Linked DNA regions of Homo sapiens: region 2 is linked to region 1. Evidence: read pairs that join two places in POLR2A ChIA-PET (ENCODE). Cell type or tissue: Panc1. All regions are shown on one strand. Each heading gives the region's core, and the rest is flanking DNA. Links, peaks and the distances in the headings are about the cores only.

Region 1 (5,384 bases), core at 54-5,053:
GACCCTATCTCTACTAAAAACACAAAAAGTAGCTGGGCTTGGTGGCGAGTACCTGTAATCCCAGCTACTCGGGAGGCTGAGGCAGGAGAATGGCATGAACCCGGGAGGCAGAGGTTACAGTTAGCCGAGATCGCACCACTGCACTCCAGCCTAGGCGACAGAGCGAAACTCCATCTCCCCCTCCCAAAAAAAAAAAAAAAAGCACAGGTTAGAATCAAAAAAGACTAACAGAAATGCAAAATGCCTTTGATGGGCTCATCAGTAGACCAAACATAGGAGTGGGAGACCAGAGAGCCTTAAGATCAATACAAACTCCCCAAAACTGAAAAAGAAAGAGAAAATGAAAAAGAAAAGAATATCCAAGAATGGTGGGACAATTATAAAAGGTGTAACACACACAAAATGGGAATACTATTCACATGAAATTTTAGAAAAGGTAAAACAGTAGTGACATAAAGCAGACCAGTTGGAGGTTTCTTCTGGTTGCTAGGGACCAGTGGAGATGACTGATTGCACAGAGGCACAAAGAACTTTAGGGAATGGTAGAAATGTTTTATATCATGACTGTGGTGATGGTCACATTTGTCAAAACTCATTAAATTGTAAATGTAAGGTTGGTAAATATTTTGTATGTATATTATGCTTTAATAAAGTTGGTTTTTTGAAATCAAGTACTTAAGGAAAATTACAGTGCTTATTGCTAATCCTATGATAAATAAAAAGTGATATGAAATAACTTAGCTAATAAAACAAGAAACAATGTATAAAACATTTCAGTAAGAAAATTTACTTTTGGCTTAGTATGGTGCCTCACACCTGTAATCCCAGCACTTCAGGAGGCCGAGGCAGGTGGATCGCTTGAGCTCAGTTCGAGACCACCCTGGGCAACATGTTGAAATCCCCATCTCTACCAAAAATGTAAAAATATTAATTAGTCAAGTGTGGTGGCAAGCGCCTGTAGTCCCAGCTACTCAAGAGGCTGAGGTGGGAGTATCGCTTGAGACTGGGCGGCAGAGGCTGCAGTAAGCCAAGATCATGGCACTGCAGTTCAGCCTGGGCAACAGTGTGAGACCCTGTCTAAAATTTAAAAAAAGAAAGAAAATTTACTTTTTCTAAAGTAGTACCACCACATTGAAAGCAAATATATTAGCAGTTAAAATCAAGTTTGTTTAAAACTTTAGAGCAATAAAAATATTTTAAACGAGATACAAAAAATGATCATTGCAACGTTGTTCACACTTCAAAAGCTAGAAGAAACTCTAATGTTTATCAATTGCAGATTTGAAAAATGAATTCTAATGAAGCCATGCAAAAGAATACAATACAGGGATGGTAAAAATGAATTATACACAACATGGTTGGATCTTACAATTTAGAAAGCCACCACATTACATCCATTATATTTTTGGAAAGCTAAAAAAAACAAGAAAACTAAACATTGTTCAAGGACACATCCAAATGAGACTTTTTCAAAGTTTTTTAAATGAAGTTAATTATTAACTCAAAGATAGCTGTGACTTCAAGGATAGAAGCAGGATGACTTCGGGAAGAAAGATTCAGGGAGCAGGTACACTATACGAACTGACCGTCCCGTTCTTCAGTTCAAGGAGTGGGTTCAAGAATAGCCTTCAAAGTATACTTCATAATTCAAATAATATATACTCTTTATTTATATAAAAATAATGTGTAATTTTAGTGTTTAAAGTAAAAAATCACTATGTGAACAAATACTTGCTCTAACATCTGAGTGAGGTATTGTGATAAATGCATTCCACTTATTACTCCCATTTAATCCTCCTGACAGCCCTATGAAACACAGAATAGTGAGCTAGATGAAAGTACAGTTCAATATTATCCCTACTTCACTTGAAAACACTGAGACATCGAAAGGTAAACTCAACCCAAAGTCATACATCCAGTAAGTGGTGGAGCTAGAAATTAAATCCAAGTCATTCTAACTTCAGAGCCAAGCTTTTAACCAATCCCACCAAAAAATTAAAAAAAAAAAAAGCCTTATGTCATGGCATCAAATATTTTATTTTTTTCATGGAATCTCAGTAAAGCCACATCACTTACAGCTATTCTAACAGTTTAGATAGAACTGGCCTTACTGGACTTCCAATAATAAATCACTCTTTTCCAGCCACACCAAGTGGAAGATCCCACCAGTCTAAAAAATTTAAAACCAGTTATAAATCACGGTCCTTTGCAAGTTAAGCGCCAGCCAAGGACTGTAGATTCTTGACCTATCCCTATAGATATCTCCTGTAAAAAATTATTTTAAGGCCAGGCGTGGTGGCTCACTCCTGTAATCCCAGCACACTTTGGTAGGCCAAGGCGGGCGGATCACCTGAGGTCAGAAGTTTGAGACCAGCCTGGCCAACATGGTGAAACCCCATCTCTACTAAAAATAAAAAATTAGCTGGGCATGGTGGTACGTGCCTGTAGTCCCAGCTACTCAGGGAGCTGAGGCAGCAGAATCGCTTGAACCCAACAGGCAGAGGTTGCAGTGAGCCGAGATGGCGCCGCTGCACTCCAACTAGGGTGACAGAGTGAGAGTGTCTTTAAAAAAAAAAAAAAGGTCATTTTAAAGGCTGGGCGTGGTGGCTCACACCTGTAATCCCATCACTTTGGGAGGCAAAGGCAGGCGGATTGCCTGAGGTCAGGGGATCGAGACCAGCCTGGCCAGCGTGGCAAAATTCCATCTCTACTAAAAATACAAAAATTAGCCAGTCGTGGTGGCGGGTGCCTGTAATCCCAGCTACTCAGGAGGCTGAGGCAGGAGAATTACTTGAACTCGGAAGGCAGAGGTTGCAGTGAGCTGAGATCGCGGTACTGCGCTCCAGACTGGGCGGCAACAGCAAAACTGTCTCCAAAAAAAAAAAAAAAAAAAAATCAGGTATTCTGCCCACCTCAGCCTTCCAAAGTGCTGGGATTACAGGCGTGAGCCACCGTGCCCAGCAATATCATGAAGACTTTCATCTTCTCTTTTTTTTTTTTTTTTTTTTTTTTTTTTTTTGAGACAGAGTCTCGCTCTGTCGCCCAGCCTGGAGTGCAGTGGCACAATCTCCACTCACTGCAACCTCCACCTCCCAGGTTCAAGGGATTCTCCTGCCTCAGCCTCCTGAGTAGCTGGGATTACAGGTGCCTGCCAACACGCCAGGCTAATTGTTTTGTATTTTTAGTAGAGACGAGATCTCATCATGTTGGCCAGGCTGGTTTCGAACTCCTGACCTCAAGTGATCTGCCCACCTAGGCCTCCCAAAGTGCTAGGATTACAGGCATGAGCCACTGCACCTGGCCAAGACTTTCATCTTCTAATCTGACTGGTTATCACGCATCTTGAGTGGTGTAACAGCAGTTAGCAGGTAACTAAAAGGTTCCGTAATGTAGAATCTGATCCGTCAATCATAGAAAATTAAAGCTGGAAAGAACCTGAGATTATGTGTAAAACAAGTGAACTGGTCATTATGAAGAAAATGATGCCAAGATGAGACTACTACTCTTCCTAGTTCCCATCTGGCAACATGTGTTTTCTGGCTTTAAATATGAGAGGTGTTATATCCAAGGCAAAATCAACAAATGTTGATTTTTATACATAAGGCAATACAAACCTAAAAACAATTCACTTAAGTTGTTTGGTTTTTAAGTAATCGTTGCCTTATAGGATTTCTATGAATTTGGTTCATATTTTAATTAGAAGGCATGAATGCAGAATTTATAATTAAAATGTTTACCTTTAAACTTTAGAAATTTAATTTCAAAATAAACTGAAGGAGAAATATAAATATACGGTTACTACAACTAAGAATGTCATTCTTATGCCAGTAATTCTTTTCCCATACTACTAATTATCTTATAAGGTTCTAACAGAACTTTAGAAACTAGAATTTTAGGAAAATGTTTATATAAAGGCACTTGATAATTATCCTGGCTTAGTAATGCTTTCATTCCTTTACCAAACTTTATAATGTTCTTATTTTAACTAAGATGACACAAAAACTGGTTTAAAAATTTTCATGAAGTTAAATCCATCAACTTGGCCAGGCGCAGTGGCTCACGTCTGTAATCCTAGCGCTTTGGGAGGCCGAGGCAGGCGGATCACGAGGTCAGGAGATCGAGACCATCCTGGCTAACATGGTGAAACCCCATCTCTACTAAAAATACAAAAAAAATTAGCCGGGCGTGGTGGCGGGCGCCTGTAGTCGCAGCTACTCCGGAGGCTGAGGCAGGAGAATGGAGTGAACCCGGGAGGTGGAGCTTGCAGTGAGCCGCGACGCACCACTGCACTCCAGCCTGGGCAACAGAGCGAGACTGTCTCAAAAAAAAAAAAAAAAAAAAAAAAAAAATCCATCAACTCAAGAGGAGGTACTCCAAAGAGTTAATTTCCGAGACAATGAATGATACCGCAGTCTGGGATTCCAAAGTCTTGATTTTAAAACGTATGTGGTGGCCGGGTGCAGTGGCTCAGGCCTGTAGTCCCAGCACTTTGGGAGGCCGAGGCAGGTGGATCACCTGAGGTCAGGAGGTCAAGACCAGCCTGGCCAACATGGTGAAACTCCATCTCTACAAAATACAAAACATTAGCAGGGTGTGGTGGCGGATGCCTGTAACCCGAGCTACTTGAGAGGCTGAGGCAGGAAAATCGCTTGAACCTGGGAGGCAGAGATTGTAGTGAGAGGAGATCACACTACTGCACTCCAGCCTGGGCAACAAGAGCAAAACTCTGTCTCAAAAAAACAGTCTGTCATTAGAATTAAATTTTTCTGTTGAGTAACCACAGACATACTTTCACTGCTGGAGGAATGTCATCTAAAAAGATTAGTTCAAGGTATTACTGACTTCAGGATACTTAAATTCTTCAACTGAAAACCGTTTTTTAAATGAGAAGAACTTCAATTTTCTGCAATTTGACAATGTTGTTAATTAAGTAGCATCCGCTACCAGGACCACCACTCACACCAGTTACAGTATGAACATTTTAACTGACAGCAACTTATTAGAAGATAAAGATCATGGCATTATGGAAAGAAAATGGTCTGTAGTTTGTAAACAATCAAGTTAGGTTCTAATTTCAGTTCTGCCACAAACTAGGTATATAACTTTGATAAACCTGTTACCTTTTCTGAAGCCTCTATCAACCCCAACACAGGGCTGTAGGAATGAAATAAGAGGTAAAAGTATTTCATTGTTGAATAGTGCTTAGAAATTGAGTTGGCAGAAAAAGTCACTGAACTTGAAGGGATATCAAAAGAATTATCCAATTTGAAGAAGAGAAAGGAAGAAGACTGAAGAAAAATGGTTAGAACCTTAATGACTTATAAACATATCAAATGGTCGGCTGGGCCTGGTGGCTCACACCTGTAATCCCAGCACTTTGGGAG
Region 2 (5,384 bases), core at 153-5,152, 54 kb after region 1:
GCTGAGGCAGGAGAATCACTTGAACCCAGGAGGTGGAGGTTGCGGTGAGCCGAGATCCCACCATTGCACTCCAGCCTGGGCAACAGAGCAAGACTCTCTCCAAAGGAAAAAAAAAAAAGAAGAAGAAGAAAGAAAGAAAAAGTTTTTCTTTATAGTATCTGCTAATATTAACAACTCAAAGAAAAACAGACGTCATGTGTCTTCTGATAAACCACACTCCCTGGGAAGTAGTCTCACTGTAGTAGCCAGCACCAAGATGACATCCCCAGTGACACCCATCTCTAGGTATTCATGAACTTAAGCAGTCCCCTCCCATACTGTATCAAAGTTGGTCTATGTGACCAAAAGAAAAGTGACAAGCTGTCACTTCTGAGGTCACAAAGGCATTTCAAATTCCCTCCTCCTTTTCTCCTTCTCTCTGATCACTAGCTCTGGCAGTAGCTTTAGGACACTCAGGCAGAAACTGAGACCTCCCACCAATGGTCACTGAGTAAGCCACCTCGGAAGCAAATCCTCCAGCCTTTGTTAAACCTTCAGATGACTGCAACCCATTAAGAGTACTAAAACCACAACTCCCCAGCTAGGCTACTCCCAGAGTCCTAACCTTCAGAAACTGTGGAAGATAATAAATACTAAGGAGTTTGGGAGGTTTATTTTGCTTTGTTTTGAAACAGAGTCTTGCTGTCACCCAGACTGGAGTACAGTGGTGTGTTCTCAGCCAACTGCAACCTCCACGTCCCAGCTCAAGACATCCTCCCTCCTGCCTCAGCCTCCCAAGTAGCTGGGACAACAGGTATGTGCCACCATGCCCGGATAATTTTTGTATTGTTTGTATAGATGGGGTTTCGCCATGTTGCCCAGGCTGGTCTCAAACTCCGGGGCTCAAATGATCCACCCGCCTGGGCTTCCCAAAGCGCTGGGACTATAGGCATGAGCCACCATGCCTGGCCAATTTTTAGAGAGAGGGTCTTGCCTAGGAATTGCCTATTCACAGGTGCAATCACAGCTCACTGCAGCCTCAAACTTCCAGGCTTAAGCAGTCCTCCCACCTCAGTTTCCTGAGGTGCTGGGACCAATAAATGCTGGTTTAAGATGTCAAGTTTGGAGATAATTTGTTACACAGCAACAGATAATGAATATGCTTGTAAAAAATAACTGAACCAGAAACTGATCAAGACTTGAAAGCTAACTACCATTTTAAAAATAGAGAGAGAGAGGACAGAGGACACACTGAAAAACCACCACAAAGACATACTTTGCAAAATCCAGACAATAAGAAACTCTACAGGAAGCCGGGCACGGTTACTTGTGCCTGTAATCCCAGCACTTTAGGAGGCCAAGACAGGACAATCACTTGAGGCCAGGAGTTCCAGACCAGCCTGAGTAACATAGCAAGAGCCCCTTTTCCACCAAAAAAAAAAAAAAATTTTAATGTAGCTGGCATGGTGGTGTGCACCTTTAATCCCAGCTACTTGGGAGGCTGAGGTGGGAGGATCGCTTGAGCCAACGAGTTTGAGACTACAATAAGCTATGATCACAGCATTGCACTCCAGCCTGGGTGACAGAATAAGTCTCTGTCCCTCCAACAACAACAACAACAAAAAAAAAAAAAAAAAAAAACTCTACAGGGCAAAAAATAATTTGATAAATTGGAAGGAAAAAAGAGATGAAGAGAAAACCTATATTAACAGAAACTTAGGTCGCATAAAAACCAAATTGCAATGTCTGCATCTTGTTTGAATCTGATTCCAACAAATTAAAAAATGAGGAGAACTAGAAAACTGAAGTGACTGTGTATTTGATGCTACTAAGAAATTAATGCAGGTTTTCTAGATGTAATAATGTAGAGTTTGCTTTTTATGAAAGACAGTTGTATCTTTTATAGATACTTAAGGAAATTATATAATGTCTAGTATTTGCTTCAAAACGGTATGAAGGAGTATTGCCTGGAATCCCAGTACTTTGGGAGGCCTTGCAAGGCAGGAGGGTAACTTGAGGGCAGGAGGGTAACTTGAGGCCAGGAGTTCGAGACCAGCCTGAGCAACAACATAGAAAGGCCCCATCTCTACAAAAAAATTTAAAAATTAAACGGGCACAGTGACACACACCTGTGGTCCCAACTACTCAGGAGACTGAGGTGGGAGGATCCTTTGAGCCTGAGGAGAGAGAGGGGAAGGGAGGAGAAAGGAGGGGAGGGGAGAGGGGAGGGGAGGGGGGAGGGGAGGGGAGGGGAGGGGAGGGGAGGGGAGGGGAGGGGAGGGGAGGGGAGGGGAGGGGGGAGGGGAGAGTGGGGAAAGGAGGGGGAGGGGGGACAGAGAGAACATTAGTGATGTAAAGGGGATTAATGCTTGTTTCCACCCTTTAGAAGTTAATCATGAATGCTACAAGTCACAAAAAGTGACCTCGGCAATGACTCACAAAGTACAACTGATTGAAAACGTGGCAAGAGTGACATTGAAGGAATTTAGGGACAGGGAGTTCCTCTTTTTTTTCACCCAAAGATTTTTCTTCTAAAACTGAGTACTTTCTCCATCTACTTGATACAATAGAAGCAAATACATGTAGAAAGCATGATCTACTTTTCTCTGGGGTAGTAGCTCCTGCACTCTCATATGGAGATTTAAAAAAATTAAGATACAATAGTTCATGTTCAAACAGTTTGCAGTTCCATTTGTAACAAACATTAATATGATTTTAAAGGTAAAGTAAATAATCTCACTAACTGAAAATATCTCCCAGGAATTCATTTACATCCTTCCCTAGATTACCCCAGCCCCAAACAATCATTTCTTCCTCTGAACTCCAAAAGCAATTATTTGTACAATTTATTTGGCAATTAATCCTTCACTGCCTTGTTAAACCTCTTGCATTATTCTCTGAAATGTTATTTAAATCTTCTCTAGTTATCTTTCATGTTTAGTTCTCATCTCCCCAAACAGACTATAAATTCCTTGAGAAGAAGAGATAAGACCTTATATTGTTTTGTATACACACAGACCCACAGAGTAGCTAGCACAGAGTAAATACAAAGATATTTGAATTTTTTTTTTTTTTTTGAGACAAGAGTTTCACTCTTGTTGCCCAGGCTGCAGTACAATCCTGCGGTCTCAGCTCACTGCAAACTCCACCTCCTAGGTTCAACCGATTCTCCTTCCTCAGCCTCTCAAGTAGCCGGATTACAGGCACCCACCACCATGCCCAGCTAATTTTTGTATTTTTAGTAGAGGGGGGTTTCACTATGTTAGCCAGGCTGGTCTCGAACTCCTGACCTCAGATGATCCACCCTCATCGGCCTCCCAAAGTGCTGGGATTACAAGTGTAAGCCACCGCGCCCCAGCCAAGATATTTGATTTTAAGGAAAAATAGGAAAAATCCATTTCAAAGAAAATGTTTAAAGCCATGCCAACTAAGTATCTCCAAGCCAAAGTTGACTATCTTCAAGCCAAAGTTGACATACAGGCCAATGTACTATTTTATTTCCTTGACTCCTAAGGCAATGTAGGGTGGTAAAAAGGGCATGGCCTCCGAAATCTGAGAGACCTCAATCTGGATCCTCTACTGGAGAGCTTATGTAATTAACCCATGAGCTTCAATTTCCTCCTCTCTCAAATGAAGATAGTAATATCCAACTCTAGAAGGTTTCATGATTGTTAAATGAGAGTTTATGTAAAACTAGTATCCCTTAAATATTTTGGGGTTTGTTCATATTTTTACATCTTTAAAATCAGAATATGTCATGTTATTGGCAGTATCCAATTATTTATTTGAAAGTTTTACATTTTCTTTCCCAGTAGTACATAAAATAGGCCGGGTGCGGTGGCTCACACCTGTAATCCCAACACTTTGGGGGGCCAAGGCAGGCGGATCACTTGAGGCCAGGAGTTTGAGACCTAGTAATACGTAAAATAATGTTGTGTTCTATAATTGATGGTATCTTAAACTTGATGAAATTTGGTAATAGCTAGCAGCATCCTCAACAACGCTGGCTTCATCTCCTCCTTCCTCCCTCACACCCATTCATAAACTATCATATGAACAGAAAACAAGCTATAAAATGGAAAAACCACCAAATCCATTCAAAGAGCTTAGCACTTTGCCATTCAGTGTGTGCTCAATAAATAAAAACCTGCTACTGCTACTCTAAATTTATTCAGCAAATATTTGAGTACCTACTATGTGTCTGCCACCATTCTGAGCACTAAGGATATAGCAGTAAACAAAACAGATACCTCCCAGTCCTCAAATAGTTTATGTTCTATTAGCATAACTTTTATTTTATTTTTTCCTGGAGACAGGGTATCGTTGTCACCCAGGCTACATATAGTACGATGGTATGACCAGAGCTCACTGCAGCCTCAAACTCTTGGGATCAAGCTACCTCCTACCACCTTATCAAGTAGCTTATCAAGCCACCTTATCAAGTAGCTGGGACTACAGGAACATGCCACCATGCCTGGCAGCACATACAAATTCTATGGCACAAGAAATGAAAAGCTAAAATTCACAACTAAGTCAACAGATTGTCCCAAAGGCTGAAAAAGCTAAGCAACCCAAGAAAGATACTAAAACACAACTCAGGCAAACCACTAAGGAAAACCTTACCCAAAGGCAAAGTGAAGTCTTGAAATCAATTCATCCAAGTTTTTGTTCTAAATAAAAGGTTTGAGAAAAAGTAAAACAGCCAGAACAGATGCTGAAACTTAACAGGGAAAAGTGAGAATATAACATCTTCTCCAGTTTCTGAAAACTAAACATCTTTTAGATTCATCTGAAAGAGAAGAATAGTGGCTGGGCACAGTGGCTTACGCCTGAAATCCCAACACTTTGGGAGGCCAAGGTGGGAGGATCATGAGGTCAGGAGTTCGAGACCAGCCTGGCCAACATGGGGAAACCCTGTCTCTACTAAAATTACAAAAATTAGACTGGCATGGTGGCACACGCCTGTAATCTTGTAATCCCAGCTACTCAGGAGGCTGAGGCAGGAGAATTACTTGAACCCGGGAGGCAGAGGTTGCAGTGAGCTGAGGTCACACCACTGCACTCTAGCCTGGGTGACAGGTGTCTCAAGAAAAAAAAAAAAGAATAGTAATAATGCTGGTTATTTAAGAAACACAAACTTCTTTAAGGAGGCAGAGAAAATTATGTTTTTAAAAAGTATCTTATGTGTCCACAAATCATTTTTCCAAAGCTCTTCCAATTGCAGTTACAGACTGGAACATCAGACTCTCTTAAACAGAATGTTACAAGTCAGGTTCACCACTACTCTCTACCCCAAATAAATTAATATTATTCTTCGCTTCTAACGCAGTGCCTAAAAAAACCACATCGTGAATTACTATAGCAGTCCAGACCAAAAGACTTGTGTCAAGTCAACTAAAGATCAT

What was found. Peaks named below come from ENCODE experiments on the same cell type or tissue, not always from the same donor. Only the 100,000 strongest peaks of a DNase experiment are listed, where the experiment ranks them.
Region 2: POLR2A ChIA-PET joins it to region 1 with 11 read pairs; 9 of 35 experiments call an interaction of 5 or more read pairs at or near these places.

Annotation. Positions count from the first base shown.
Region 1 is chr20:47,592,300-47,597,683 of GRCh38, reverse strand. The region is part of intron 2 of NCOA3 (nuclear receptor coactivator 3); the gene reads right to left. Among named protein-coding and RNA genes, the nearest start is that of NCOA3, 93 kb to the right of the region's middle. In Panc1, for the core only: no CTCF peak of the experiment used is centred there; no DNase peak of the experiment used is centred there.
Region 2 is chr20:47,538,246-47,543,629 of GRCh38, reverse strand. The region is part of intron 1 of NCOA3 (nuclear receptor coactivator 3); the gene reads right to left. Among named protein-coding and RNA genes, the nearest start is that of NCOA3, 39 kb to the right of the region's middle. In Panc1, for the core only: no CTCF peak of the experiment used is centred there; a DNase peak (open chromatin) is centred at 2,467.